Regions from separate parts of the Homo sapiens genome. Here region 1 is linked to region 2. Evidence: chromatin contacts called from ENCODE Hi-C or POLR2A ChIA-PET data. All regions are on one chromosome and are shown on one strand. The core of a region is the stretch at or near the end of the contact, and the rest is flanking DNA. Distances in the headings are between cores, read along the strand shown.

Region 1 (3,938 bases), core at 678-3,177, 160 kb after region 2:
GAAGGGGTGGAGTGCTGGTGGAAATGTCGGGAGGGGAGGTAGTGACCGCAGAGGAGGAGGAGGCAGGGGCAGTAGTGGCAGTAGTAAAAATAGCAGCTGAGATTTACTGAGCCGTGCTTTCCATGTGTGATCACACTAAATCTTCAATAGTCCTTGGAGGTTATACTCACACAGGGTGGTTTAATGTCTTCCCCAAGGTCATGTAGCTACTCTTCTGTAGAAATTCTAGAGCTAGTGCTGTCCCCCTTTCGGCCAAAATGCCTCATTGATGTGGGAATACCAGATGCAAAAACAGGAACAAAACTGACTTGGCAAAGGCATTTTATTTTGGGAAAACCATTTGTCAAGATTGACAGGCTCTGGGCAGGAGGTTTCTTTGTAGGGTGATGGAAATGTTCTAAAATTAGATTGTGGTGATGGTTGTACAGATCCTTAATTATACTAACATTCATTGGTTTGTACACTTCCAACAGATGAAATTTATGTTATGTAATTTATATCTCAATAGAGCTGTTTAAAATGTAAATGATTGATAGACTCCTCCCCTTGTGAATAACCAGAATTGATGTTTCTGTGCTGAACACTGCAGAGTGGGTGGTTAAAGTGAGGCAGCTCATGCACTACTTTTGCTTTTAATTCAAGAATGGCTGCACTTGGAGGTAGTTATGTGGAAATAAGTGCCTGAATATGGAGTACAAGCCACTGATCTGTGTGTTTTTTAGGCCGTATGATTTTAGTGAAAATGTGATCATTTTTTATGTGGTGGTATTTTCCCTGCCAGGCCAGGCATTCTTACCATTTGGGAGAAAAGTTTTTTTGTACTCTGACCAGGGCTTGCCCAGATATTTTCATGTTGGCCTCAGCAGCCTGTGTGAATACAATTGTAAGTAAAGAGCATCCCCCTTGTTCCTTGATACGAGACACCTGGCTTGCTGACTTTTCTTTTTCCCCCATCTCAGGCTTTTGGTGGAAGCAGCTCTTGTTTTTGTTTAAGGATCAGTTTGACTGAAATCTCTGCTTAAAAACCTCTTGCTTCCTTTCCTCTTGCATAGACCTAAAGTGTAATATCAAAACAGGCAGTGTCACTTTGGGTGAGAAAAATGGCTCTGGCTCATTTATTATGAAGGTTATTTCCATTTGAGGGACTAGTTTTGTACACCTTGCAACTGGCAGAATAGGAGTGCTGATACTGCAGCTTTTACCAAGTTCACTAATGTTTTAGGATTTTTTTTTTCAGCCTTTTTCAGCCTTGTGGAGTTTCTGCATGTTTTAGGAATTCTCTGAGTGACAGATTTTGTAGTTACCCATAGCTCGGTTGTTAAGGACATGTTCTCTGATTCAGCCCCAATGGGTCTCACACCCACGCTTACGAGATGTGATTCGCTGGGCAAGCTGCTGTCCTCCTTTTTCCTCATCTGTAAAGATGAGGTAGCAACAGTACCCATTAGAGACAGGATTTAAGTGGGAATGTGTGTAAACTGTCTAGCACCGTACCTGGTACCCAGGAACTATAATATTAGTAGAAACCCTGCCATTTTTACATTAATATTTAATAAAAGTATAATTACATGGCTGAGGGAGGGTAGTTGTGAAATCTGTAACTACACTGTATCTGACGGCTTGTGTGTGTTCAGAGTTCTAGAGCAGGCATATGTGCAGTTGGTAGAGAGGGTATCAGGCATTGGAAGGGAACTGATGAGCTGGGTGATGCCTCCGCTTTCAAAATGCAGGTGACACAGGTAGTCACTCTTCACTCGGCTGCAATAGCTTAATAGACTTGCGGTTTGAAACATTTTACTTCTTTAAGTGCATCCTGTGTGAAATGACAAACCCCATCCCTGTTGCAGTTCACATGTTCATCTGCAGACTCAGCGCCCTTGGGTGGACTCCAGCAATGTGCCCCACCCGTCTCAGCTGATGTCCCTGGCTGGGCAGGAGGGGTTTGGGAAACTGCCTGCAGGAAGGCCCCAGGGAGCTCTGGGACCCGGATGGTGGGTCGTGTAGGATTGCGTCTTCTCCTTTGCACCAAAAATCTGAGGGTAGCTGCAGGAGAGGGTTTCAGGGGGTGGGGGAGGGCTGGGAGAGCCCCTTTTAACTGCACCCTCAGGAGCAGTTCTCATCCACTGTTCTCATCTGTTGCTTTTTTTTTTTTTTTAATTTGGTTGGCTGTTTTTGCATACCTGTAATGTTTAAAGTTGATCCCTGTTAAGCCTGTAGGTTATGATCGGGCATTCTCCCAGGTGGAAGACATTTCGAATCCCTGTCATTCTGCTCTCTGTGGCATTGGTCTTTGTTTACCTTAGTGGAGTTATTAAGTGTGCCTTCTGTGCCGTTCTCCAGGTTCTGAAAATATTGTGCACAGGGCAGGCTGAGGACACAGCCACGTGATACCCACTGTAGAGAGAGGGAGAGAGAGACCTCCTATGCAAGCTGCCGGCCCTCTGTTCCGTAGTAAGGTCAGTGCCCGCTGTCTACCGAACACTCAGTACCTTTAGTTGCTGGGCAAGCCCTTTATTTATGTTATTTTAATTTGAACCTCAGAAGTGACCTATGAAGTGGTCGTTCTGCCTCAGGAAGGTGTGGAGATACCCCGAAGGTGAGGCAGTTGCCCTGAGTCCCAAGACTAACCAGCATGTGGGGGCCTGGGATCTGAGCCAGTGTCCAGCCTGCTGTGCAGTCCTTCCATTTGTCACCTGCAGTGCCCGCCGCACTGATGATGGCACTCCTCTCATCCAGTTTTCCCGCTGCCCCTCCATCCGTGTGTTGCAGTTTTAGATAAGAAAACTGCCTGAATCGCCCAATGAACAACATACCCTGGTTCTCTGGGGCTGGTTCCTCTTGTGCATCTTGTAGTGTTTAGTTGGTACCCAGCAGAGGCAAGAGTGCATTTGATGCTCTAGTTGAAACGGAACGCCAATGACTGGTGGTAGGGGCTGCTTCCTCGCTGTTTTGTGCCCAGGCTACCTTGTGATGCTTTTTGCTGAAGCCTGGGCTTTGAAAGGTGGGTGGTGGAGCATTCTTGTCCCTCTATCCTCACAGAGAAGCAGAGGCTTCTCTCCCCAAGATCTTGGGGTGAGGCTGGGCCATGTGCTGGGGTTGTGAGGATGAGTCAAGGAGGCCCGTTTCTGGGGAGAGGGTGGGCACCAATCCATTCACCCTTGTTACTTCCTGCTTGGAATTAAAGCAGGGCTGCTGGGTAAGGTACGAGGAGGTAGACTTTTCGTTGGGGTTGTCAGAGAAAGTGCCAAAGGGATGAGCCTTGAGGATGGGTTGATGGGGTGTGCATGGTGGATGGGGTAGAGAACATTCTACATAGTGAGCACCCAGGGCCGAGTGCTGTGAGAGGCATACAGCAGTCACTTTGGAGTCAAGGAACACCAGCTGGGTTGTGGCTCCTAGAGTGCCATGGAGGTATGAGCCACGTTACATTAGGAAGGGCAGTTCACACATAGACACCTGGGTCCCCCATCATGGGCCTGACTTAGCAGCTCTGGCTGGGGCCTGGGAGCCTGCATTTCTACCATGTTCTCCAAGGTGAGGACCAGCCACACCAGGCCACCTGGTACCCTAACAGGCATGCCCACAGTCCACAGCACAGCTCACCATTTTCTTCCTCCCACGAGTCACTTTTTATGTGTACTCTTTGAAACCTCCAGCCCTTAATCCACAGAGTGAGGGAAGTTAAGCCACCTGCCTCTGTTAGCCAGGGTCTCGGCAGTCTGCAGCAGGCACCCTCCGGAGGGCGCGGGGTGGGGGTGGGGAGCAAAAAAAAAGAGTTTAATGGAGGGGTCTGGAGAAAGCAGCTGAGTTGTGGGTCCCAGCCTGAGGCCAGCAAGGAGAGGGAGTGAGGCCAGGGGGCATTTGTGCAATCCCCAAAACGTGGCTTACGGAAGGAACAGCCCAGCTGGCCTCCCGGGCCATGTTCCTGCCTGGCCTGG
Region 2 (3,523 bases), core at 508-3,007:
TACCTCCATCACAACAGAGGAATCTGGAGTTCTGTGGCTGCCCACCCAGTTATCATAGGGACCCCGGAAGAACTCAACTAGCTGTCTCCAAATATAGTGAAACCTGGCATGTCCAAGCCAGCCAAAAAGGAGAGACAGAAACAAAGAAATGCTTAGAATATCTTGGGCTCTGCCAGGCATTTGATGTCTCCCATGATGTTTTTAAAACTATACTTAAACATCACCCCCTACTTCTGTCTTTTCTGTTCTCCAGCAAAACAAACCCTATATTCTTAGGAGATCCAGGGTCTTTGTAGGCTTTATAAAGGTGGGTAGGCCATGTGACCTTAAGGGGGCTCCATGTTCAGAGACGTGTTGAAAATGGTTGTGTTGAATTTATACTCAAGTCTCTGCTGTGGCTGCCTCACAGTAGGCAGACCATAATATTGCCTTCCCCTCTGATCTGGTTCCAGTGCCCTTGATTTTAAACTCAAGGCTTCCTCCCTTCACTCTGGACTCTGTAACAGAAAGCACAACAGTTCTTCAGTTACACAGACCTCCATGCCACCCCTTCCAGGATGTGTGACTCCAGGAATAAACTTCAACTACTTTATCTGGATCCACTTCTCAAATTTTTCTGCCAAAATATCTCTGAGTGGATTACACAGGGAAGCCCAGGAGCAGAGTCTAAAACTACAACCATAACATGTCCCTAACTTGCATGTTTTATTGTTCACATGAATTTGGCTTTCTAGTCCATTTGCTTTCATAGAAAATTTTCATTGTAAATTATCTACCCACCAAGTAAAATTGAAGCTCTAGGAAGATATGCCATGATTATACTGGACTATGAATTCATACCTTTAGGGGGAGTATGCATGGTTGAAAAAAATTAGATAAAGCATACAGTTGGTGTATAATAAATGTTGGTTAGTTAACATAGGTAATTTAGACAGTGGTCCAGGAATGGCCCCCCATGGTTGCCCTTATGCTGTCATGTCCTTGGTGCATATCCTTCTAACAGGGGTCCATGAAACCCCTTCCAATCCACTAAGCCAGGGCCAGAGAAGAAGCCTGTTTGCTGTCCCTGTTCTAGGCCCTCATTGGTCACCACCACTTCTATGATCCAAGACAGGGTTCCTATTTCCTGCCTTCTCCCATCTGCAAAATTAGGAGGATGGATTAATTTGTTCTTTTGGCTCCAAATTTCTATCCTGTGCATAGAATAACCTTGTACGAGACTTTCAAGTTTTCTCCCTAGTGGAACTGCTTTAAAAATAGATAAGGATTATTTGTAATTAATTTCCAACTACTTCTATGTAAATAAATATCTGCAAAATGCTTAACTCTCTCAGGTAAATGTTTTTTCTGAAGTATCAATAGTCACTCATTTGCTGAAAAAATCTTTTCCCTTGGTCCCTGCAGGTGTAAATTCCTGCTCCAGTCACCTGTAGAAGTTACCTCCAGTTCCAAACCCATGAAAATTATGCTAAGGAGATATCCCTCTACCTGCATTCGTGACACATGTCATCAGCAAGTCACGACTCTGACTTCAGAAAATTCATGATCAATTTCACACTCTATCTGTTGCTGAGGAGGATTCAATTCATTTTAGGCAAAGCCCAAATGACACTGCATTTTGTCTTTTTTCCCGTTGCCGATGCAGGAGGATTTGGAAGAATAACATTTTAATGGCTTGGAAACTGTTCCCAACAGAATTATCAGAGAGAGAATTTTTCAAGGGTTGCATCACTAAATGACCAAACAAAGACACAGTGTCTGGCTACCACCCACATGACTCGACTGTGAGCCATGTTTTCATAATGATGCAGTGAGATTTAGACACACCTCTTTTATATGTGATAAAAGGAATATTAGCAAGGAAATAAACTTACCTCAGAACTAAGAAGCTATCAAAAAGTAAACCCCACTTTGTGGTTTGTTCTTAATAATAATACGTGCACAAATGTCTTGGGCACATTGAGTGCATAATACACATCACCTCATGTGACCCTCATGCAAGCCCATTGGGATGAGTCCTGTTATTGTCCTCAGTGTACAGAAGGGGAAACCACAGGCTTCAAGAGGCTGGCTAACTTGACCAGCCACCAAGATGAAAGATGGGGAGGAACCCCAGGTAAATAAGACTCCAAAGTTCCTGCTCTCTGCTGTTGATTCGAATTCAGCAAGTCTGAATTAAAAGACTAAATTAAAGAAAAGGCTGAGGTATAGAAAGTACTATAGCAATGAAATGTTGCATTTCTCTACATATAAATGATTTAACTTTATTAAAGTATAAGCTTGAAGTTTTTAGAAAGCCCTTTTAGAGAGATAAAGAGAATTTATTTGAATTAAACAGAACTGTGTTGGCTTTAAGGGCATTTACAAGAGGTTTTGTTTCTTTAATAGGTTACATATTCTGCCCCAGGGCTGTCTCCAGCTGACCAACATAGTAATGAAATCCCCTTTTCTTGTTTAAAGGACCAGAGTTGATTTATTTAAAGCTTGGGTTGTCTCCATCAGCTTCTCTAGGGGAATGAACCTCTCCTCCACCCCTCTTCTCCCTATACATCACATTTCCCTCTTGCCCATCTCAAAGAAGTGTGAACCGATTCACAACAGGATGCTCCTGGGGGCTTAAGACTGACCCTCTCTGAGCAGAGCACTTGAGTAACAGATGCATGGCAAATGTCTGTAACACTCTGAGGAACTGGCATTGAGGTTAGCATTGCAGAGACATACAAAGGCACAATCCCTTCCTGGAATAATCTGCCGCTGGGCCCAGTTTTCCCACTCACACCTTTTGTGACATAATTTTGCCTCTCATTCTGGATGACTGTGGTAGACTTGTTCATTTCTCCTCACAGACTCAGGGCTCCAGTCCCATGGAACGTTTGCTGTTCCCTGAAATCATGATGCGGATCCCCACCCCTTGCCTTTGTTGCCTCTTCTACCTGGGCTGGCTTTTCCTTTGCCTCAACTCTGTTTTGTGGGAAAAAGGCAAGTCCCTAGGAAATGGCAGATCCAGTAGATTATGGAAAAATGTAGCATCCACTCATGGAGAGTGGGAGAGAGGTCCAAAGCACCCTCAGTGAATGAGTGCATATCACAGTTATTACTAATTTGCAAATGGTGTGTGGCACACAGGCAGTATGGGTCTGCATTCCCTTTCTCTTCCAATATGGAAAAAAATGTGTGTCACGCAGGGATTTTTTTTCCACACTGGAGGAGAAAGGGAACGTAGAGCCACATTATGGAGCCCCATCTCATAGAGGAGGCTCCCAGCACCAAGGAGACAGACCTGCTGCCCAAGAAGGCAAGAGCTTCCCGGCTGCAGACCCAGAGACTCGGTTGGCCTCACTGCCTTTGCTGCATCTGCTGCCGCGGTTCCCCATCGTGTCAAGACCTAAAGCCCTGCGACCACTGCCACCCCAGCCCACTGCCATACTTAGCCAGTCAGGTATTGTGCGTCTCAGTCTCAACCGTGCTCTTTTCGAAAGAGATACATCTTAGAATCCTTCATCCAAAAAGCCTCATCTCGCCA

The links. Hi-C counts contacts between places; a loop is a spot of excess contacts on that map. ChIA-PET counts read pairs that join two places held with the same protein, here RNA polymerase II (POLR2A). Pooled maps may share reads with other maps.
Region 1: a loop to region 2 is called in a map of ascending aorta, with 2.1 times the contacts of the local background. The contact joins two enhancer-like sites. A Hi-C loop is called at or near these places in 2 of 168 maps with a recorded cell type or tissue (ascending aorta and heart left ventricle) and 2 of 50 pooled maps. POLR2A ChIA-PET finds 5 or more read pairs at or near these places in 1 of 52 experiments (HEK293).

Annotation. Positions count from the first base shown.
Region 1 is chr7:50,709,393-50,713,330 of GRCh38, reverse strand. All of the region lies in intron 4 of GRB10 (growth factor receptor bound protein 10), which reads left to right. Among named protein-coding and RNA genes, the nearest start is that of GRB10, 72 kb to the left of the region's middle. Within about 2 kb of position 1,927, at least 6 of the 41 ENCODE cell types and tissues checked have a DNase peak (open chromatin) inside an H3K27ac peak, as active enhancers do.
Region 2 is chr7:50,867,790-50,871,312 of GRCh38, reverse strand. No RefSeq gene overlaps it. Among named protein-coding and RNA genes, the nearest start is that of GRB10, 87 kb to the right of the region's middle. RefSeq lists an enhancer at 2,963-3,463. Within about 2 kb of position 1,757, at least 4 of the 41 ENCODE cell types and tissues checked have a DNase peak (open chromatin) inside an H3K27ac peak, as active enhancers do.